3 separate regions of the Homo sapiens genome follow, and regions 1 and 3 are each linked to region 2. A link is a loop called in an ENCODE intact Hi-C map of the cell type or tissue named here. Cell type or tissue: PC-3. All regions are shown on one strand.

The links. A loop is a pair of places that touch in the nucleus more often than their neighbours do. Peaks named below come from ENCODE experiments on the same cell type or tissue, not always from the same donor. Only the 100,000 strongest peaks of a DNase experiment are listed, where the experiment ranks them.
Region 1: it touches region 2 in a loop (3-fold over the local background); 23 of 110 quality-filtered maps call a loop at or near these places.
Region 3: a loop joins it to region 2, with 5 times the contacts of the local background. A loop is called at or near these places in 5 of 110 quality-filtered maps.

What each region holds. Positions count from the first base shown.
Region 1 is chr5:91,222,686-91,230,685 of GRCh38, forward strand. All of the region lies in intron 3 of LOC107986432 (a long non-coding RNA gene), which reads right to left. Among named protein-coding and RNA genes, the nearest start is that of LUCAT1, 88 kb to the right of the region's middle. In PC-3, a CTCF peak has its summit at 3,599 (motif pointing right); a DNase peak (open chromatin) is centred at 3,606.
Region 2 is chr5:90,928,441-90,936,440 of GRCh38, forward strand. The region is part of intron 83 of ADGRV1 (adhesion G protein-coupled receptor V1); the gene reads left to right. Among named protein-coding and RNA genes, the nearest start is that of ADGRV1, 370 kb to the left of the region's middle. RefSeq lists an enhancer at 996-1,548. In PC-3, a CTCF peak has its summit at 3,862 (motif pointing right); DNase peaks (open chromatin) are centred at 2,861 and 3,881; H3K4me3 peaks cover 1,597 bases; H3K27ac peaks cover 1,765 bases.
Region 3 is chr5:91,044,851-91,052,850 of GRCh38, forward strand. All of the region lies in intron 85 of ADGRV1 (adhesion G protein-coupled receptor V1), which reads left to right. Among named protein-coding and RNA genes, the nearest start is that of LUCAT1, 270 kb to the right of the region's middle. In PC-3, a CTCF peak has its summit at 4,095; DNase peaks (open chromatin) are centred at 4,451 and 5,141; H3K4me3 peaks cover 917 bases; H3K27ac peaks cover 2,691 bases.

The DNA.
Region 1 (8,000 bases), 290 kb after region 2:
AGAATATGTAAACTTGTCGAAGGCCATACAGCTAATTTAAATTCGTGATTCTGGTTTAAAAATAAAGCCTACCTATGTCGGGTGTGGTGGCTCACACCTGTAATTTCAACACTTTGGGAGACAGAGGTGAGTGGATCACTTGAGATCAGGAGTTCAAGACCAGCCTGGCCAACATGGTGAAACCCCATATCTACTAAAAATACAAAAATTAGCCAGGTGTGGTGGCACACACCTGTAATCCCAGCTACTCAGGAGGCTGAGGCAGGAGAACCGCTTGAACCCGGGAGGCAGAGATTGCAGTGAGCTGAGATCATGCCACTGCACTCCAGCCTGGGCAATAGAGTGAGACTCTGTCTCAAAAAAAGATGTCAAAAAAAAAATAAAATAAAGCCTAGCTAAATCCAAATCCAATTATTCTTCTTTTTCTTACTTTAGCCTGTAACTCTTAAAAATTTAGTTACTGGAACTGGTAAGTCAGACTAGCTTTGTAACTCGATTTTGAATCTTTCAGACATCTTGCAGCACTGGACTAGAACTCCTCAAATTAGCTCTTAATGGTTGCAGAGCTGGGGATGGAGCTGAAACTACAACAATGGTTCTCAACCTTGCCTGCACATTGGAATTATCTCCAGTGTTTAAAAAATGCAGATGCCTAGGTTCCACCACCAGAGATGATAATTTAATTGATCTGAGGTATGGCTCATGCATCAGGACTTTTTTTTTTTTTTTTTTTGAGACGGAATCTCGCTCGGTCGCCAGGCTGGAGTGCAGTGGCGCAATATCAGCTCACTGCAACCTCCGCCTCCCGGGTTCAAGAGATTATCCTGCCTCAGCCTCCTGAGTAGCTGAGCCTACAGGCATGCGCCACCACACCCAGCTAATTTTTGTATTTTTAGTAAAGAAGGCGTTTCACGATGTTGGCCAGGATGGTCTCAAACTCTTGACCTCGTGATCTGCCCACTTCGACCTTTCAAAGTGCTGGGATTTACAGGCGTGTGCTACTGTGCCTGGCCACATCAGGATTTCTTAGGGTCCCCCTAGATGATTCTAATGTGCATCCAAGCTGGAAACTACTGGCTTAGAAGCAGAAGTCAAGAGGCCTCAGCTGTTTGCAGAGGAAACCTATGGTCGCTTGTATATTTCAATGGGATAGGAAAAATACTAGAAGACTCATGGGCTTGCATTTTTTTTTTCTTGAACAAGTGGACCATAGCCGACTCTTTGTTTTTCCAGTTTAACCTTAGAAAATATGCCCAAAGTCAACAGGTATACAATTAACCTTACAAGTCAAATGGTTCCATGTTCTTAGATTCTAAGTGCTAGTTGTGTGTGACCCTAGGCAAGGTTTTAGAACTGAATCTCCCAAATTGCTCATTACTATTCTATGCTTGGCTAAAACTCTTACATCACCCCACAATGGAATGTGACCCAAGTCAAGAAGAAAACAAAAACATTTGTGTTGTTTTCATGATTAGTAATGGGAATGAAGAAGGATTGAGGTATCTCAAAACAACTTGTACTTTTCCCAAACTATTTAAGACCTGATTCATGTAATACTTACTAATCTTGATGCCTACAAATGATACAGTACATGTATAATTTCTGGATGTGTAAATTCTAGACATTTAATTTGCTTGGACCAAATCCTAATCATAGAACTTGTTTATTATTTAAGGTACACACTTAATACAGCAAATACAACAAGTTTCCTATCGCCAGCTTCCATGATCAGAATTCTTGTGCACAGCTCCCTAATAGGAAACAATTAATTATACAATAAATACATGTTTGTTTAGGGTCACTATACATCTTTGTGTGCCTGGAATTGTCCTGGTTTACACCTGTCATTCCAGAATAATTATTAATAGCACCCTCTCTCACTCTCAAAATTGTTTCATTCTTGGTGATAAATTTTCTGGGTACCCTTACACATAGCTCACTCAATCTGCCCTTGCTCTGAAACCACTATAGTGATACATCATGTTTGGAATGTGGTCTATTTCTATTTTGAACACTCCAATAGCTATTCAAGAAAATAAGGCCATTGAAACATTAATCAGTGGATCAACATGTCTTCTTTACATTTTTAAAGAAACATAGAACTGCTTGAACAAATAGGAAACAAATAACAAACTGATAGACATAATCCTAAATATATCGGTAATTACATTTATTCCAGCATAAATGAACTGTAAGTAATTGTATTGTCAATCGATTAACAACGTGATGATAAAACACCATTTCCTCAAGCACAAGGTGATAGTGTGGGTTTCTTGTGGCTGCATAGTTGTCTTTCTCCTTGAACGTGCTCCATCTGGCAATGTCACAAATATCACACAGTCCTCTGAATAATTAGACTACCTAGACAAAGTTTTGAAGCATTATTATCTAGCACTGATCAACCAAAAGTACATACTTGTCCAGCATGGAAACTCCTTGACTCAATCAGCACATCTGACCTGGATGAAATCCAAAAACTGAACAGGTTGTAGGTTTTGCTACCTCTGGCACATAGCCAAAACTTGTGGTATGATTTATCTCAAACTATGAACAGTATATGCAGATAGTGGTTCAAGACTAGCGTGACCAAAATAAGGTTTTGAAAGAGAAGGGGGACACCATAATAATTACACTAGCCCAAAATGGATAATTTGAGACTGTCTTGGGTAAACCAGACTACAGTCACTCTAGTCAAGACAAAAAAGAAAAAAGAAAAAGAAAGCAGGACATTGCATTTTATCTACTTCCAAATCCAAGGATTGCTCTTCTAACCAAATCAGGCTGCATTTAGAGAGATGGGTCACAGTTAACAAAATGATTTCTGTATTTCATGGTGTACTCTCATTTCCTTGTTTTATTTATCTTCCAAGTATGTTCTTTTATAGAAGTATATTTTATGGCAACATCAATGAGCAAGAAAATGTCTTGGGGAAAAGTGTCCAAGATAATAAAGGTTCTGGAGAAAAAGAGTCATTTGAGAAATGGGGTGCATTATTTGTATGAAATCTGACTTCAAACACTGTAAGGAGTGTCATTTTTAAGTAGGAATGGGCACGTGCTGAACTCCACGGAGCAGAGCATAAACAGATAGATGTTTTTAAAATCCAAGGAAGCAAATTTTAATTCCACATAAGGAAGAACTTTAACACTTACTGGCAACAGAATAAGTTGCTGAATAGAATAGAAAATATATCAGTATGGGAAGTATACAAGTAGAAGCTCAGTAGCCATCAGTAGTGTTACAGAGGAATTTTGTTTGTTTGTTTGTTTGTTTGTTTTTGAGACAGGGTCTCACTCTGTCACCCAGGATGGAGTGCAGTGGCACAATCACAGCTCACTGCAGCCTCAGCCTCCCAGGCCCAACCAATCCTCCAATCTCAGCCTTGCAGTTAGCTGGGATGACAGGCGTGCACCACCATGCCTGGCTAATTTTTAAATCTTCTGTAGAGGTGTGTTGGGGTAGGGGGAGGGGTTGGTCTCCCTATGTTCCCCAGGCTGGTCTCCAACCCCTGGGCTCAAGCAATGCTCCTGCCTCAACCACCCAAAGTGCTGAGATTACAGGTGTGAACCACTGCGCCCGGCTTCAGAGGAGTTTTGATGCACCAGGTGGCGCTGGTAATTTAAGGTTCTCTCGTGAAATTGGTCTTTTCACCTGGCCAGCATCTTATTCCTTCTTCTGGTAACAGCATCCCATTGTTCTTTGTTGAACCACCTCTCCCCCATTTCTACAAGGTATGGTAGAGCTAAAATCATCCTCAGCTTCCAGAAATGGGCATCTGATCCTTATATAGACATTCAGTGACTTTTATCTCGTTGGCCAAGAAAGGGCACATGGTCCACGCTCGGAAAATTTGAAGCAGTCCTAAGACTTTTAAGGAAACTATTGGGAAAAAGAAATCGTTTCCTTTACAGGTTGCTGAAAGGGTAAGAGGTAGGCCCAGAACTTCTGGCAACTATCTTGCTAGCAAGTCGGGTAGGGCTTGCCTGAGAATGACACCAATACAGAGGAAACTATAGCCAAGCAGTGGAGAGAGGGAGACTGAGTCCTGGCTCTTTTTTTAGCCCATACATCTAATAATGTCTGAAGCCAGATTAACCTCTGGATTTTTAAGTTCTGTGTGTCAAGACATTCCCTTTCATTTTTAAGCCAGTTTGAGTTCAGTTTTTAAAAATTATTTGAAACAGAAAGAATCCTGAATAATACAGGTCCCTTCCAACAAAATAAAACTTGATTATACTAACATGTACTCTATATATCTAGCTTGGCAGATTTCTAGTTATTTCTAGTAGATTTCTAACATTTCTAGTAATGCTTTGATGGTAGTTAGATGCAGTTACTTGCTGTAAGTAATTGGAAATAATAAAACCTCATTGTTTTAAAAGTGAGTATTTCACATTGATATAGACAATCTTTCCCATTTCATTTGAATTAATGAGATGTTGCTGCACAATATATGCTTGGTTTATCTTATGCTGGTGATCCTCAACCTGGGGCTCCTAGAAGTGGTAATGTTAACGAATGCATTTTACTTAATATTAAAATATTTTAAAGTACGAGGTCCATGGCTGACTTTTAAAAATAAATATTTGTAAAGGGGTTGTTTAAAAAGAATTTTTAAAAAGGAATTCATAACAGTAGTAAAATATTGGGAAATGCCTCAACAAATGCTATGGTAGTTGATATCATGGTTTCTAGCAACTCTAGCTGGAGTTAAGCAGGAAAGGAATTTATTAAAAGGATAGTGAATAATTTGTAAACACATTGGCAGGGCTGGAGAGCCCAATTTCAGGATAAAATCTGAAAGTTTCACACTAAGTTTAGCTTTATTGTTTATAAGGAAGTAATATTAATAGGTGTCTTTGCCATAGTCACAAGAAAAAAGACCCCTGTTCTTGATTTCTTCCATCACTAACCCTTAAAGTCCAGTTCTGAACCTAACTAAGTCTCATGACAATAAACTGTCTTCAAAAGAAGCTGTTAAATGTCTGGCATTGTTAGCCTCATTAGCGATAGACTCTTTTTGCCCCACACCAAGATTCATGAGTAGGAATTCTCAAATAGAGTATAGAATGGGACTTGGTTGCCATACAGTCAAAATGAATCACGAATGTCCACTATAAGCCAAACTTCCGGCAGCTCAACACCAACTTACAAGCTTCTCCCCATGCTTAAAGTTCCAGGAAAAAAAAATGTTCCTACTTAACTTAAAGTAACTATTCTTCCTCATATAAAAGGGACCAGTTGAAGTTTCATCCAGATCAAAATTCAGGCATTCTGGAAGATATCCAATTATTCTGGAATTGTGCCATGGTATTGTCTCAATATTCTGTAAACTATGGACTAATTTGTAAAAGCCACTATTAATAAAGAAATAATAGAACGGAGATACAAGGTAGGAAAAACAGTTAAGATTTATACATATATACATGAAAGAAAATATGGGTAGGTGTTACAGTCTTATTTCTATAATTCGTCTTGGTGCTGTATTTGCACTGATGACTCAACTCCTCTATTATCAATTTCAAGTTTCTTTTCCCCTCAACCAAGGATTTACCTATACCTTGATCCTGAGAAAGCTGTCCCTTGATCATTCTTCCCATACTGGGTTGCTGTGGATTTCCTTTAACTTTTGATGCTGGACATGGCAGTATTAAGAAGCACCCCAGAGGATTGCTGGATTTCTACCAACACCCTTCTTGATCCTATTGCATAATAGCAACACTGTTTCCCCATTATAGCTAGAATCATCATTTCTGTCATATCATAGTCTTCTTTTGACTTTTCATCCTGTGGTTTTAGAATTGGAAACGAAAAAGTGGCAAACTCAGTTTCCAATGCAATTAAGCCAGTGTTTACTTGGTACCCTGTGGAAGCAACCCTCCTTTGGCCTCTAAGACCCCCTAAACCAGCAGAGCCCAGGGGGACTGGAGTGTGATGCAAGCTTCTGTGATTCAGCCACTATGTGATTTTATGAGAGGTGTCATTCCAGTTCTGCCCCTTAATTGCTAAATTCATGCATTCAGGCCATGGAAGCATTGGTACCATAAAATTGTCACAGCTTCAGACCACATACCATATTTCATATGCTAGCACCCCAACTGCACAACGTGTTAACTTCTGGCTGGCATCATAGTTGAATATTTGGTATCCCATCTTATAGTTTTATAAGGCAGACTGCTACCATGTATCATGAGATACATGGTAAAGTCAGTAATCCCATCAACTTTAATCCATTTTCTTATTTTTAACTTTCTCAATTAGAAGTTATACTGTATGGTACTTCTTGATGGAGAATACATTTAATAAGTCTATAAATGGTAAGGCTGACAGAAACATATGGGGAAGAAAAAGCAAATACAGTAGTCCCCCCTTATCCATTGTTTTGCTTTCCAGTTTCAGTTATCTGCAGTCAATAGTGGTCCAAAAATATTAAGTGGAAATTCCAAAAATAGACAACTAATCAGTTTTAAATTACACACCATTCTGAGTAGCATGATGAAATCTTGCACCATCCTGCTCTGTCCTGCCCTGGACATGAATCTGGACATGAATCATCCCTTTGTCTGATATATTCACACTATACATGCTACCTGCTTGATACTGTATAGGAAAAAAACATAGTGTATGTAGTAGTCCTTTCTCATGCTGCTATAAGGACATACATTTTATAAAGAAAAGAGGTTTAATTGACTCACAGTTCCACAGGGCTTGGGAGGGCTCAGGAAATTTACAATCATGTCAGAAGGGAAAGCAAACATGTCCTTCTTCACATGGCAGCAGGAAGGAGAATGAGTGCCTAGCAAAGGGGGAAACCCCTTATAAAACCATCAGATCTTGTGAGAACGAATTCACTGTCATGGGAACAAGATGGGGGAAACCACCCCCATGATTTAACTATCTCCACCTGGTCCCTCCTACAACACATAGGGATTATGGGAACTACATTCAAGATGAGATTTGAGTTTGGACACAGCCAAACCATATTATTCTGCCCCTTGCCCCTCTGAAATCTCATGTCTTCACAATTCAAAACACAATCATGCCCTTCCAACAGTCCCTCAAAGTCTTAACTCATTCCAGCATTAGCCCAAAAGTCCAAGTCCCAAGTCTCATCTGAGACAAGTCCCTTCTACCTGTGAGCCTGTACATTCAAAAGTAAGCTAGTTACTTCCTAGATACAATGAGGGTACAGGCATTGGGTAAATACACCCATTCCAAATGGGAGAAATTGCCCAAAACAAAGGGGCTACAGGCCCCATCCAAGTCCAAAATCCAATAGGGCAATCATTAAACCTTAAAGTTCCAAAATGATCTCCTTTGACTCCATGTCTCACATCCAGGTCACACTGATGCAAGAAGTAGACTCCCATGACCTTGCGCAGCTCTGCCCCTGTGGCCCTGGAGGGTACAGCCCTCCTCCCAGCTGCTTTCATGGGCTGGTGTTGAGTGCCTGCAGCTTTTCCAGGTGCACTCTGCAAACTGTCCTGTTGGCGGATCTACCATTCTGGGATCTGGAGGACAGTGGCCCTCTTCTCACAGCTCCACTAGGCAGTGCCCCAGTGGGGACTCTGTGTGAGGACTCCATCCCCACAATTCCCCTTTCACATTGCCCTAGCAGAGGTTCTCTATGAGGGCCCTGTCCCTGCAGCAAACTTCTGCCTGGACATCCAGGTGTTTCCATACATCCTCTGAAATCTAAGTGGAGGTTCCCAAACCTCAGTTCTTGACTTCTGTGCATCTGCACACTCAACACCATGTGGAAGCTGCCAAGGCTTGGGGCTTGCACCCTCTGAAGCCATGACCTGAGCTGTTCCCTAGCCTCTTTTAGCCACGACTGGAGTGGCTAGAGCACAGGGCACCAAGTCCCTAGTCTGTACACAGCAGGGGGGCACTGGGCCAGGCCCAGAGGGCCATTTTTCCTCCGAAGCCTGCGGGCCTATGATAGGAGGGGCTGCGGTGAAGTTCTCTGACATGCCCTGGAGTCACTTTCCCAGTGTGT
Region 2 (8,000 bases):
GCATTCTTCACGTAGTTCTCGAGCCTTGGTTTTCAGCTCCATCAGCTCCTTTAAGCAGTTCCCTGTATTGCTTATTCTAGTTATACATTCTTCTAAATTTTTTTCAAAGTTTTCAACTTCTTTGCCTTTGGTTTGAATGTCCTCCCGTAGCTCAGAGTAATTTGATCGTCTGAAGCCTTCTTCTCTCAGCTCGTGAAAGTCATTCTCCATCCAGCTTTGTTCCGTTGCTGGTGAGGAACTGCGTTCCTTTGGAGGAGGAGAGGCGCTCTGCTTTTTAGAGTTTCCCGTTTTTCTGTTCTGTTTTTTCCCCATCTTTGTGTTTTTATCTACTTTTGGTCTTTGATAATAGTGATGTACAGATGGGTTTTTGGTGTGGATGTCCTTTCTGTTTGTTAGTTTTCCTTCTAACAGACAGGACCCTCAGCTGCAGGTCTGTTGGAATAGCCTGCCGTGTGAGGTGTCAGTGTGCCCCTGCTGGGGGGTGCCTCCCAGTTAGGCTGCTCGGGGGTCAGGGGTCAGGGACCCACTTGAGGAGGCAGTCTGCCCGTTCTCAGATCTCCAGCTGCGTGCTGGGAGAACCACTGCTCTCTTCAAAGCTGTCAGACAGGGACATTTAAGTCTGCAGAGGTTACTGCTGTCTTTTTGTTTGTCTGTGCCCTGCCCCCAGAGGTGGAGCCTACAGAGGCAGGCAGGCCTCCTTGAGCTGTGGTGGGCTCCACCCAGTTTGAGCTTCCAGGCTGCTTTGTTTACCTCAGCAAGCCTGGGCAATGGCGGGCGCCCCTCCCCCAGCCTCGCTGCCGCCTTGCAGGTTGATCTCAGACTGCTGTGCTAGCAATCAGCGAGACTCCATGGGTGTAGGACCCTCCGAGCCAGGTGCGGGATATAATCTTGTGGTGCGTCGTGTTTTAAGCCGGTCGGAAAAGCGCAGTATTCGGGTGGGAGTGGCCCGATTTTCCAGGTGCGTCCGTCACCCCTTTCTTTGACTTGGAAAGGGAACTCCCTGACCCCTTGCGCTTCCCAAGTGAGGCAATGCCTCGCCCTGCTTCGGCTCGCGCACGGTGCGCGCACCCACTGACCTGCGCCCACTGTCTGGCACTCCCTAGTGAGATGAACCCGGTACCTCAGATGGAAATGCAGAAATCACCTGGCTTCTGCGTCACTCAGGCTGGGAGCTGTAGACCGGAGCTGTTCCTATTCGGCCATATTGGCTCCTCCCCCCAGGTTATTTGTTCTAAGTGCTGACAACATCTCAGATTAAAAGTTGTTTTCAGTGCTATTCTTTTTATGTTACTATTAATGATTAGGCACATTTTCTTTAAATAGCTTTTGATCATATTAGTTGGTACAGTATGGATTATACTGCATTGACTACCTTTAAGTTGTTGACTAATATGTAGATATGTTTCTTTTTTTCTGTACAACGTTAAGGAAAGTAAATGACTGTATCCTACAGAAACATTAAGAAATCATTTTTAAGAAAAGTTTCCATTTCTGCTTGTATTTTAGTTTAGTTTTTTATCCATATTCTGTTTTATAGCAGATGAATTTTAAAAGGCCAGTCTATATTTAAAATAGGCATTAATTTTAGCCATGGGTGTTGGCTTTCCATTTTAATGGCCTGACCACTAAACATCTTCTTTTTGTTGTTTCTTTTTAAAAAATATATGATTTGTCTAGCAAATCTTTGGTAAAAAAAATACATTTCTTAACAGTACTATTTTAAGGACAGATTATGCTGTGATTTTGCTGCAACAGCCTCCTGAGTGATAGAGTCAGATGTTCTACTTTCTTATTAGAAACATCGATGCCAATATTTACTTTCAGTCCTGGTCTAACAAAATGAATACGTTGCCAGAGGCATATCATGAGTCCTTCCGGCAAACTCCAAATAAGAAACAAACAGAAATAGTGAATGAGAATGCCAACTTAAAAAAAATACGTATTTTTATTATAGACTTAATTGGCCAAGAACATTCCTACATAATCTAAAATTCATAACGACCAAATGGTAATACTTTTATTGCCTGGGTGGTTTTGTACATGGACTTTTATAACTTGGTATTCAATGTATGAATTCTTGTCAATGAAACAGTATCATTTTGTGTCTGAGTATTTATGTGTCTTTTTTAACCAAAGAAAAAAGGACCAAATATTAGTGTTAGCCAAAATTTTAATTTTTAAATACTAGAGAGTTATTTCTAAATTTACGTGAGTCCAAATTTTCAAGCAGAAACTATAATCCTCCTTTGCTTACCTGATAATTTTTACTGCCCTAATCAACTTGGTCTTGCACTACTGTAAATAACTTACATGAGGAAATATTGTGGTTTCATGTTCGGTAACAATAATTTTACCTAGGTTTTAATGAAATATCTCTCACAATATGAGAGCCTGCATAATATAGAATATCCAATTCATTAAACACTTGCAGAGGGTCCCCTCTGGGCCATCTGGGATTACTACTGCCTAACTTTGAAGGAGAAACCTAACCAGAATATTTTAGTATGTTGCATCAGTGATAAGAAAACTTCTGAACTTGTGCCATGAGACCTCAGAGAAGGGGCCACTTTGTTCATCCCAAGGTGACTCGGAATAGATGACACCAAAGCTGAAAGATTTGTAGATTTTTTTATAGGTGAAGAGAGAGAGGAGGGAGAAGGAGGTACTTGCTGGAAGTGTGTCCTGGCAAAGCAAGCAGCACTGGTAAAAGCAGGCAGATCCGACAGAATGTCGTGTATGGATGGAGAAAGAGAATGAAACAGCAGTTTAAGATGACTGGTGGGTAATGCAAATTTGAGAAGTCATGGGGGATGAGGCTGGACTGGTAAACAAGAGCTAAGTCATCAAGGGCCAGATATCAAACAAGTTTATACAGTGAAGATTTAGGGCAAAGGGGTGATGTGGAAGGGATGAGTTTTCCAAAAAGTTAGTCACTTATCCAAGAATGTATCCAGCTCACTTAATGAAGCTAGCTCACTTATGGAGCTAGATACATTCAAATAGTTTCTATAAATCAAATTCCTTTTCTTAGTTCAGTTCTCCTAGTGATGCCCAAATTGACAAATTTCACTAGGTAAAATGTTTGCTTTTCTTGAAGTAATATAATTCTACCTGGAAGTCAGCATATTTTTAAAAATCACAAATTGTAAGAAAAAAATCATTTTGCTTATGTGCCAAATTTTATATGTGATTATGTTGAAGTATGGAAAACAGCATAATTCAACAAACATTTTATTAAAATTGACAACACAATTTCTTAAAAGAAATATTTTAATAATGGTTAATTCCTACTTGTTAGTCTATAATTACGCATGTTTCCTAATTGATGAAAAGAAATGAAATCACTCTTTCTGGACAGGCATATACTTGAAAATCCTTTACCGTATATTGGCTTAGAGAAAAATTGATGTTCCTTGCTGCTTAAATAAATTTAAGCCCCTAAAATCTGAAAACTTAATTGAATATTTAGTGGACATAAAATGAATGGTCCATAAGAGCAGAGGCACAAAGTTGAAACAGCAAAGATAAGCATGAGGGACTCTAGCTTTAGATTTTTACTTTACTCACTTTGTTTTATTTTCCTTCTCCACATAAATTGTTATAAATTTTCCACTTGCTAGAAGGGATTTCTCAAGCATTGCAGGGCAGCTTAGTTTATTTTCTTCGTGGGTAAATCTGTATGTAATCATTTTAGCAGGTGAGAGAATTCAAGGAAGTGGTAACTTGCCAGGAAATGAGTTCTCAGGGCTGTGAATGTTTTTTCATTAGTGGTATGATTTCCCAAATATCCCATTTCATTTTCGTGTAAAAGGTACTTTTCCATCTCATCACGTCTACATTGAGTTAGTTTGCCCACTAGGAGGCACTCTTTCCAAGCTCTGTTTCCCAGGGTGTCCCGCTGACTTTCCCCAATAAAAACCTGTGGGTATTTACTCATCTTTTGTGTTTTTGTTACTAAGCTAAGTTTTGTACCTTGCTTCTGTTTGCTAGTGGAAATGGCCTTTTTTGTTGTTGTTTAAAACAAACCAACAAAAACAACTTCCAAATGTTTTGGTTGGTACTTGTTTTTCAAGGTACTAGTTTGTGGAGAGATGCTTAACTTACTAGAAAAACACAATGTGTTTGATATCAAGTGTTCACTAAAAGTTCTACTATTACCTTTAAAATAGTAATATTCTCCCTGATATTTATTTTCAAATGTAAAAACATATAGATCTCTAAGTATAGCTCAGTTGTGAACAATTGAAAACATTAAGTCACCATAGAATGCATCGCTGCAAAAGACAAACAGTGATTTGTGTCAGAAAAAGCTTTCAGATTAAAAAAAATCAGAGAATATAGGCTTGTCGTGAGTTGTGTGTGTGTGTGTGTATACATACACATAGTATACACACATACATATATGTATACATGTAAAAACACACAGCAACAAGACTGTATAAAAAGGACACTTGCTCAGTGGCATGTGAAAGTCACTCTCATCACACATTGTGCTGGTCACATATTGATATGCAGGCCCCACGTATATAATTATACGTATAAAATTAGAGTTATTAGTGATCCCGGAATAATCACTCTCTGAAGACTTTTAATGAACTTCAAATTGAAAGTGGTTGGTTTACTTAAAAAGCATGATTTCTCAAATTTTTTAATCTCAGAGCTTGAGACCTGGTCCCATCAATTCATTCACTTATTGAGTGTCTGCTCTGTGTCGGGCCTTGTTCTATATTTTGTTTACGGCAATGAACATACAAACAAAATTTACTCATGGTGTTTATGTTTGGTGGTAGTGGTGGCAAGGCAGGGGTGCACACCAGAGTAGGATTAATTGCAATGACAAAGGGTAATGTTGTAAAAGGATTAAGAGTGTTAGAAGCAGAACTATTTTATATAGGGATGCCAAGGAAAATGTATCTGAGAAGATACTATTTGAGCAGAGATCTGAGGGAAATGAGGAAGAAAGCTATGCATGTAGCTGGGGGATACATTCCAGATAAAAGGGCAAAGCAAATATAGTCCTGAGGTTTATTTTAAGGGCAGTAAGTGAGTCTGGTTCTGGAATGTGAGGGGGAGTGGTGGGAGATGAAGTTAGTGAGATGTGCCAGGACCTAGTAGAATTTTTCTCCAAATGAGATAGAAAGTCACTGGCAGGGTTTGTGCAGAAGAGTTGGTTGATGAGACTAACTTTTCAGAGAATCTCTCTAACTTTTGAGTTGATTTGGTATTCAAAAACCCTCACTATTAGGCCTCTACTTGGTTCTCCCGGGAAGTTCTCTGCCCTCCAATCCTTCTGTTTTTTGTTTAGGTTCCTTCTGCCTGGAATGCCCATTTTCTTGTAGCAGGTGTGAATCTCAGTCCACACACAGAGATATGTGAGGAATATAACTATTTGTTCACAGCTGAATTGAGCCCTATTCTGCTAGGTGGTATGAACAATCTGTCAATTCTGGTCTCCTTTGGCCTTATTCTGTGGCTGCACGTAGGCCTTTGGGGACTCTTGTAACATTGAGCCATCTAGGGAGGTAGGCAAGGGGCCTGTCGCAGGCACAGCTGCCTAGACACAGACTGTAGCCTTTCTACTCCAGAAACTATTTCAGAAAAGTAGCCATGGGTTCTTACTGACCTCAGATCCCTAAACCTCTGCAGGGGTTTTGTCTGTTCTTCTTGCTGGAAGTTGGCATAGTCTCACCTCATTTTTTCACTCTCTTTGCTTCCTCTTCATCTCTCCCCTTCCGACCCTACAGGTCTCTAGATCTGTTCTGGCCTAGCATGGGAAGTCTTGCCCTTGCTCAGTATTCTTCCAGGCCTTTGATCTCTTCCTTATCTTCATTCTGCTTATAATTGATGTCTTCCCTGGGCGGTGAATGCTGCTCAATCTTGCTATTGCTTGAAGGGGTGGAGACTACAACAGATGAAAAGGAAAACCAGAGGGAAAAAAACCTTGGTTATTTCGGAACATTATTCTGCCACTTACCCTTCTAAGTCTAATAAAATCCTGCTTTTCAGGCCCATCTTGTTTATCAGCTCCTTTTAGCAACCTGCCCACAGCTACTGATCTCTCTCATGGTAGGAGATAAGCACTTCCTCTCGTGTGTTCCCTGGGCGTTTTGTTTGTGTCCTCCATCCTGAACCTTGTCCATGGGTATCATGTCACCTTTTGAATTGTTGTTCCAGACTTTCAATTGTTGGGTCCTTGAGATCACAGGGACCACTGCTTCTTCAGAGGTGTTTTGTTTTTGTCTCAGCTAGGGCTGCCATAACAAAATACAACAGACTGTGTGACTTAAACAACAGAAATTTATTTCTCGCAGTTCCGGAGGCTGGCAAGTAAGAGCAGGGCACTTACAAAGTAGATTTTATTCTGAGGCCTCTTCTCTTGGCTTTTAGGTGGCCTCTAGCTCACTGTGTGCTCACATGACCTCTTCTGTCTGTGTACTTGGAGAAGGAAAGAGAGCAAATTCTCTGGTGTGTCTTACAAGGGCACTAATCCCATGATGAGGGCCCCACCTTCATAACTTCATCCAACCTCATCTAAACCTAATTACCTCCTAGAAGCCCCATCTCTAGTTACCATCACAGTGGGGGTCAAGGTTTCATATATGAATTTTGGAATGACACAAATGTTCAATCCATAACAGTTTTGTTTTGTTTTCCTTTGTTTTCATCTCTGGCATTTATGATGGTGCCAGTTATAATGGAGAACAGTAAATGCTTAATCAGTGAAAGTATTAAGCATATTCACCTAGACAAGAAATCCTTCCTATTCCTGTCAATAAGGTTCAAGGCTCTCCAATGAGAAATTAGATTGTTCAGCTCTAATGTTTGTCAAAACAGAAGTTAATACTTTCACATACTCCATAGTTTTGCTTTTAAGCCTTTTTGATGTCATAAGAAATATAGAAAATTATATTTGTTAACAATGAGGCTGCTAATGGCCAGGGGTGAGTACTAGAGCTTTGCATCTCTCTGCTACATTCAGTTCCAGCTTCCGCACCTCCTAGACCCTGACTGGTATCAGCTGGCAGAGGGGAATAGTTGTAACCTATTTGATCATGTTTTGCTTTCTAATATAGAGAATAGAGATTGATTATGCTTTTAAAAATTATGGAAAACCATAGTTATTCAACAGAAAAAAACCTGTAAAAAATGTGGCATGTGACTTTCTAATACTGCTTTTGTTGTTGTTGCTATTTAGTTCTTAAGTCTGTGGGCCCCACAAAATTTATGCCCTTACACCTATACACATAACTCTGGTATGTGTTCAGCACAATTAGGAAGGACAGATGTGTGTCCGAATGTCATATGACTCGAGGCAGTGTTTCTTAGAATGTGGTTTGAAGGCCACCTTGATTGTGGTAACCTGGATTGCTTGTTACAAATGAAGTTTTTCCAGCCCAGGCAGTGACACACACCTGTTGTCCCAGCTACCCAGGAGGCTAAGGCAGGAGGATTACCTGAGCCTGGGAGTTGAAGGCTGTAGTGTGTTGTGATGGTGCTTGTGAATAATCACTGCACTACAGCCTGAGCAACATAGCGACCACCCCATCTCTAAACAAAACAACAAAAAAATGCTTTTCAAGAGTTTTAGAATAAGACTCTTCCATGATGAGGCCTGAAAATCTGCATTTGTAATAAGTTACCAGGATGCTTTTTATGTACCCTAGACTTTATGAATCATTGCTCTATGTGGTGCAGAAAGACAGTAGCAATGTTCTGCAGTATTCTTCCAATCTTCTTGATTTCTTCTGGGCCAAGACATTTTGGATTATGGATCCAATTTAGTTATTACTGGATCATTCTGTTTTTTTATTTTCTGTATATTTCTAACATTAATTATGGTGTTCTCCTCTCTCACACACACACATACATGCACATACACACATTCTAGCTGTATCTAAAAATATATCTATCTATTACTTTCAAATTTGTAAATATATTTTTGCATCTCTTTAGGATTTTTAAAAAATGACATCAATTGAATCTATAAAAATCTTCCACTT
Region 3 (8,000 bases), 120 kb after region 2:
GTTTATAGTCTGTTTAGAGCAACAAGACAAAAAACCTGTAAGAAATCAGTACATATCAGTAAATCATTAGTTTCTAAAGAAATTCAGATGTAGGAAGATTATTGTGGGTGGTTGAGAACACAAGAAGAGAGTGATGCTTTGCCAAGCATTAAAGGATGAAAAGCATTTTATTAGGTAATTTGGAAGGAGAAGAGAACATTCCATGCATGAAACACAGCCTGAGCAAAGATAAAAATGAGCAAATTATACCAGACATTCAAAAAGAAGAATTGGCACCATTACTGTTGACACTATTCCACAAGATAGAGAAAGAGGGAATCCTCCCTAAATCATTCTATGAAGCCAGTGTCACCCTGATACCAAGACCAGGAAAGGACATAACCAAAAAAGAAGACTACGGACCAATATCCCTGATGAACATACATGCAAAAATCCTCAACAAAATACTGGCTAACGGAATCCAACAACATATCAAAAATATAATCCACCATGATCAAGTAGGTTTCATACCAGGCATGCAGGGATGGTTTAACATATGCAAGTCAATAAATGTGGTATGCCACATAAGCAGAATTAAAAACAAAAATCACATGATCCCCTCAACAGATGCAGAAAAAGCATTTGACAAAATCCAGCATTCCTTTATGATTAAAACTCTCAGCAAAATTGGCATACAAGGGACATACCTCAAGGTAATAAAAGCCATCTATGACAAACCCACAGCCAACATAACACTGAATGGGGAAAAGTTGAGAACTGCAATAAGACAAGGACGCCCACTCTCACTACTTTTCTTCAACTTAGTACTGGAAGTCCTAGCCAGAGCAATCAGACAAGAGAAAGAAATAAGGGCATCCAAATCAGTAAAGAGGAGGTCAAACTGTTGCTGTTTACTGATTATATGATTGTTTACCTAGAAAACCCTAAAGACTCCTCCAGAAAGTTTCTAGAACCGATAAAAGAATTCAGCAAAGTTTCTGGATACAAAATTAATGTACACAAATCAGTAGCTCTTCTATACACCAACAGCGACCAAGCTGAGAATCAAGTCAAGAACTCAACACCTCTTATAATAGCTGCAAAAAAATAAAATACTTAGGAATACACTAAGGAGGTGAAAGACCTCTAGAAGGAAAACTACAAAACACTGCTGAAAGAAATCATAGACAACACAAACAAATGGAAACGCATCCCATGCTCATGGATGGGTAGAATAAATGTTGTGAAAATGACCATATTGCCAAAAGCAATCTATAAATTCACCACAATTCCCAACAAAATATCATCATCATTCTTCACAGAACTAGAAAAAACAATCCTAAAATTCATATGGAATCAAAAAAGAGCCTGCAGAGCCAAAGCAAGACTAAGCAAAAAGAACAAATCTGGAGGCATCACATTACCTGATTTCAAGCTATGATATAAGGCCATTGTCACCAAAACAGCATGATACTGGTATAAAAATAGGCACATAGACCAATGGAACAGAATAGAGAACCTAGAAATAAAGTCAAATACAGCCAACTGATCTGTGACAAAGCAAGCAAAAACATAAAGTGAGGAAAGATACCCTATTCAACAAATGGTGCTGGGATAATTGGCAAGTCACATGTAGGAGGATGAAACAGGATCCTCATCTCTCACCTTATATAGAAATAAACTCAAGATGGGTTAAGGACTTAAATGTAAGACTTGAAACTATAAAAATTCTAGAAGATAACTAACGTTGGAAAACCCCTTCTACGCATTGGCTCAGGCAAGGATTTCATGACCAAGAACCAAAAGCAAATGCAGTAAGAACAAAGACGAACAGCTGGGACTTAATTAAACTAAAGAGCTTTTGCATGGCAGAAGGAACAATCAGTGGAGTAAACAGACATCCCACAGAGTGGGAGAAAATCTTCACCATCTATACATCTCACCAAGGACTAATATCCAAAATCTACAACAAACTCAAACAAATTAGCAAGAAAAGACAAACAATCCCATCCAAAAGTGGGCTAAGGACATGAATAGACAATTCTCAAAAGAAGATATACAAGTGGCCAACAAACATATGAAAAAATGCTCAGCATCACTAATGATCCGGGAAATGCAAACCAAAACCACAATGCAATACCACCTTACTCCTAGAAGAATGGCCATGATCAAAAAGTCAAAAAATAATAGATACCGGCGTGGATGCAGTGAACAGGAACACTTCTAAACTACTGGTGGGAATGTAAACTAGTACAACCACTATGAAAAACAATGTGGTGACTATTGTAGAATAAAATAGTACTGATCTGGGAGTTCAAAGATCTGAATTTGCGCTCTAGTTGCCACGCCTAGTAACTGTGAACAAATTTCTTAGTCAAACAGTTCCCTTATTGTTATAAAAAAGATAATATCCTTTATTTTTCCATAATTTTTCTCTTTACATGTATGTATTAGAGTTCTCTAGAGGGAGGGACAGAACTGTGAGGATAGATGTGTGTATAAAGAGAAGTTTGTTAAGGAGTATTAACTCACATGTTCACAAGATGAGGTCCCACAATAGGCTGTATGCAAGCTGAGGAGCAACGAAGCCAGTCCAAGTCCCAAAGCTGAAGAACTTGGAGTCTGATGTTTGAAGATAGGAAGCATCCAGCATGGGAGAAAGATGTAGGCTCGGAGGCTAAGCCAGTCTCATCTTTCCATGTTCTTCTGCCTGCTTTTATTCTGGCTATGCTGGCAGCTGATTAGATTGTGCCCACCCAGATGAAGGTTAGGGTCTGCCTTTCCCAGTCCACTGACTCAAATGTTGATCTCCTTTGGCAACACCCTCACAGACACACCCAATAACAATACTTTGATCCTTCAAACAAGTTGACACTCAGTATTAACCATCACAGTGTGACTAATGTGTTAGGATTCATGAGGTCTAATCATAAAGTGATACTATTTTGTCACTGGTTGTTTCTTTATAATTTATTCAATGAAAGAAGTCTTCTGCCACTGAATAAAACCTTAGAAAACTTCTTGAAACCTCTAATAATTCTTTGGAAATAGAAAGCCTTGTGATTACTGTAAATCACAAAGATAGTCTTGACGCAATTATTTAAAAATCTAGTCCCATGGGATTGTCAAAGTAGCTAACTTTATTTAGTTAAAACTACTATCCTTCCAACAGCAAGGACTTACTAAGGCATAAAGTTTATGAATAGGGAAGAGCGTGTGGTTAGCCTCTTTTTCCCTGCCTCTTTACACTTCTGCTAATTAATCTTTATTTCTGTCTCTTCTGGGTTGGAACATGGGGAGGAAGAATATGGAAGAGAGGCAGGAAAATACTGGCACATTTATTTGATTGGTACTGTCATAAGTTGGCTGCCATCCTCTGGACAGTTGCTTATGATTTGCACAATCTCTAGCAACTCAGTACCTTCTGCCTGTCTCTGCTGAGGCCTAATGGCCCTTCCAGAAGGTTCTATCAGACAAGAACTAGGATCATATTATTCTAGCTTTCTCTTGTGCAATGTACCAGATAAATCTGTGCAACACTTTGGCCCAATAAACTTTTGAAGTGCAAGTTTACCCAACCTAACCACCTCTTTTTCTAGCCTGCTGCTAGAGTAGCAAGCCAGCCTCTCTCTCACACTGGAGATTTTCCAAAGAGGGTCAAAACCAGAACTCTTCATCCCTTCCCCTCAGCTCCAGGGGACACACAGTTACTTCTACATAGCACAATTGTAGGTATCTTGTTCTCTCTTTTTCCTATACAAGTGCATGCCAAAAAAATAAATAAATAAAACTAATCCTTTCCTTTTCTAAACTTTCTTTCTCTCTTTCTGACTTTCTTTCTCTCTTTCCTTTGACATGTAAAGATATCTAGCCTGTTCTCAGCCACGTAGTTTCACAAGTTGCTCTGATGCTTTCTGTCTTCCAGCTTACTTCGATACCTGATGCCTTAGGTTCTTGATCAAAACTTCCAGTTTAACAGCAAGATCTATCAATTTTTGTAAAGTGACTTAAATAAATGAAAGTCGCAAAAAAGATACAGCTTTTTTTGCATCTTCAGTAGTTAGGCAACACTAACAGAAGTTTATTTGACTCTAGTTACTTTGCCTACAATTCCATTAAGTCACCTGTAGATGGGTGATGGTGACCGGATTATAACCAATTTATCTAAAAACCCAGGCCTATTGGTGTGACTTTCATATTGCAGCCTATATTTATCATGCATTCTGCTTTTCCTTAAAAAAAAAAAATAAACCAAGACCACTGAACTGAACCAATTGATAATTATCCATGTTAACAAAATATATCTTAAAAAGTGATATGGTTTAAAGATTTAAGAATAATTTCTAGGTAAACTAGTAAACCTTTCTCCTTTACCCTAGAGTTTATGTGACACAGCACTGGTTTATTCTCATAAAGCTTGTGTTTGTTTATGGATTTGTCACTGGTTTATCCCCATAAATTCACATGTTTGTTTATGGATTTGTCAGGCCAAGTCTCTGTTTAAATGCATTGTCTGATGATCCAGGATGTCTACTTCATTCTTTTGAAATAGTTAAGTCTAGGCTCAGTGGACCTTACAGTTAGGATAACAGCAGATTATTTCAGCATTTTAAAAAAAGTCTTAAAACTTTCCATATGGTGATCTACTTGGAACAAGTTAGCCCATTTGGAATAAATGATTAAATACTTAACTAAATACACGAATTTTACACTAAATGGCCATACCTGGACACTTGTTGCCCTTTATATTAATTCAAAATCAAGACAAATATTATCACTCAATGTAATTCTGGATAGCTTGTGTTTAGGCAAACACTGGGATTTAAGGGATGACTATAACCAAATGAAATGAATTTTCATAAGAAAAATGGCAATCTCAGACAAATATAAAGCTCACATAACCAGTGTATCTTGATTATTTTTGAAGGGGGAGTGCTTTAGATGAAAGAAACAAACTGGTTGTAAGCAAGAATGACAATACAGTGCTACGGGTTCCACAGGGCCAACTTTAGGGCTTGAGCATCCTTAGATTTTGGTATCTGCAGGAGGCCCTGGAATCAATGCACCACAAATACTGAGGGACAACTGTATGTGAGGTTTGGAAACACCTCATAAAAATTTACAGACTTATCAGTTATCTAATGCAACTGTTCCTCTGACATGAGTCATGTGCGGGCCTGCCAGGGAGAATTCCAGATGTCCTCCTCCAGATCCTGCTGGTAAGGAATTAGAAAAATAATTAACTATACCAATCTGGGTACTTGTGCTGACACTAAGGGTCTACATTTTTTGGAAATAAAGCATTAGGACTCTTTTCCAGTTGGATAAGGTATTCCTTGGGTGGTATCTTGACATTTGAGGACTAGCATTAATTTGCTTGAAACAACAGCATGTTAATAAGAACACTGCAATATTAATTCAGTATATCTTTTCCCGTTGTTCTGAAAGAGACATCAGCGGTCTAGCTCCCTGATTTGGTAGTAGGAAATCTCAAATCTCAGTTTGGCTTCTAAATAGTGTACTTTGTGCCTCTGACCCTTTCATATAAAATTAACAATTCTCAGCACTTCACAATGTCCTTATCCTATTTTATTTTTCCATCATGGCATTGTTGATATCATTATCAATATCAGGTATAGTATGTATTTATTTGTATGCATTTTCATATTTTCTGTATTTCAGGTATCTGTGTTGGATTCTGGCTTGGGTTTAAAAGACAGTTTTTTGTTTTTTAAAAAAGTCTTTCTAATAACTTAGCTCTGAACAAGGTTAGACTAAAAAGAATTTGGGAGGCTGAGGTAGGAGGATTGCTTGAACCCAGGAGTTCAAGACCACCCTTGGCAACATAGAGAGACCCTGGCTCTACAAAATAAATTAAAAATTAGCCAGGCATGGTGGTGTGTGCCTGTGGTTCCAGGTACTCAGGAGCTGAGGTGGGAGGATTGCTTGAGCCCAGAAGGTTGAGGCTGCAGTGAGATGCAGTTGTACTGCTGCATTCCAGCCTGGGTGATGGAGTGAGACCCTGTCTTGAAAAATAAAATTAAATATTTCAAAAGGATCCAGACAAAGTGATATCCACTAGAATGTAAGCTCCAGGAGGGCAAGGACTTTTTGCAGCTGCGGTTGTTCACTTCTCTAACCCTGGAGCCTCGAACATTTTCTGACCTATAGCCAATGCTCAATAGTCAGGAAGGAATGGAGATTAAAATTAATGCTTGTCTTATGGATTTCTTGTGAAGATTAAACTAAAGATTGCATATAAACTTAGCACAACATGAGATACAGAATCCAAAAACCCTAAAAGGCTCCTTATGGCACCCAGACTTTTAAATGTATGAATTTCATCCCATAAACTGAAGATACTGATTATATGCATGTTTTAAATATATTCAACTTCTAAATATTATACAGGAAGTCCCTGATTCACAATAATTCAACTAAACAGTTTTCCAACTTTAGAATGATACAAAAGCAATATATATTCAGTAGAAACTGTACTTTGAGTACCCATACAATCATTCTTTCACTTTCAGTATAGTATTTAATAAATTACATGAGATATAAAACACTTTATTATTAAATACGCTTGTGTTAGATTACTTTGTTCAACTGTAGGCTAACGTAAGTTTTCTGAGCATATTTAAGGTAGGCTAGGCTAAGCTATAATGTTCAGTAGGTTAGGGGTATTAAATGCATTTTGACTTAGGATTTTTTTTTTTTTTTTTTTTTTTTTTTGAGGAAGAGTCTCACTCTGTCGCCCAGGCTGGAGTGCAGTGGCGCGATCTCGGCTCACTGCAAGCACCACCTGCCGGGTTCATGCCATTCTCCTGCCTCAGCCTCCCGAGTAGCTGGAACCACAGGTGCCCGCCACCATGCCCAGCTAATTTTTTTGTATTTTTAGTAGAGATGGGGTTTCACGACGTTAGCCAGGATGGTCTTGATCTACTTAGGATATTTTTGACTTAAAATGGGGTTACATCCCAATGAGCATCTATATTTGGCATCCTTGTTTATGTAAGTGGACTTTTTTACAATGATGAGAACCTCACTCTGATGTCATTAACAATTCACCTTATGTTTGCTATATAAAAACTTCTTTCATATAAAAGGTGGAAGAATATCCTGTTTACGATATTCATTTTAGCTAACCATAGACTGAAGACCACTTGTGACTTTATTTGATCTGTATTTTGGCACTATTTATTTAATAATTATTACAGCCAAAACTAGAGAACAAACTTATTGGTTTTTCTTTTTTAAAATTAATCTCCTTTTCTTTTTCTTTTCAATAGTTAATCTAGAGGCAGTGCTCCACTTTGAACTTTAAGCAAATATAAGCCTTAACATTAGGGTCTCTGCAGTGAGTTTTTATAAGGATTGAAGAAAGGGAGCTACAAGAAATAAGACATCAAATCTTAGGTTGTGTGATAGCCTGATACCTTCCATGTTTTCTTGAACATTTCTTCTAAAAAAAAAAAAAAGTGTATTTTAGAATCTAACTTTCCAAAATTGCTTTGTAGTAGCATTTACTGAATGGATTGTAGTGTTTTGTTAATAGCACTGTTTTGTTGATAGCACTGAAAAAAATGAAAACCTCTGCATATTTCTTTTTTTTTTTTTTTGACAGAATTTTGCTCTGTCGCCCAGGCTGGAGTGCAGTGGCACAGTGATCTCAGCTCACTGCAGCCTCCACCTCCCGGGCTCAAATGATTATCGTGCCTCAGCCTCCCGAGTAGCTGGTATTACAGGCCCCCACCACCACGCCTGGCTAATTTTTGGATTTTTAGTAGAGACAGGTCTCACCACCTTGGTCAGGCTGGTCTCGAATTCCTGACCTCAGGTGATCCACCCGCCTTGGCCTCCCAAAGTGCTGGGATTACAAGTGTGAGCCACCACGCCCAGCCTAGACCTAGCATTTTAAGTATCCTGAGGCTTGTTAAAGATGTCTATGTCACAGTCCAGTTGTAGTTTAAGAGAAACTTTTCTGTATCAATAAAGGGCAAATTTAGATTAAAAAAGTC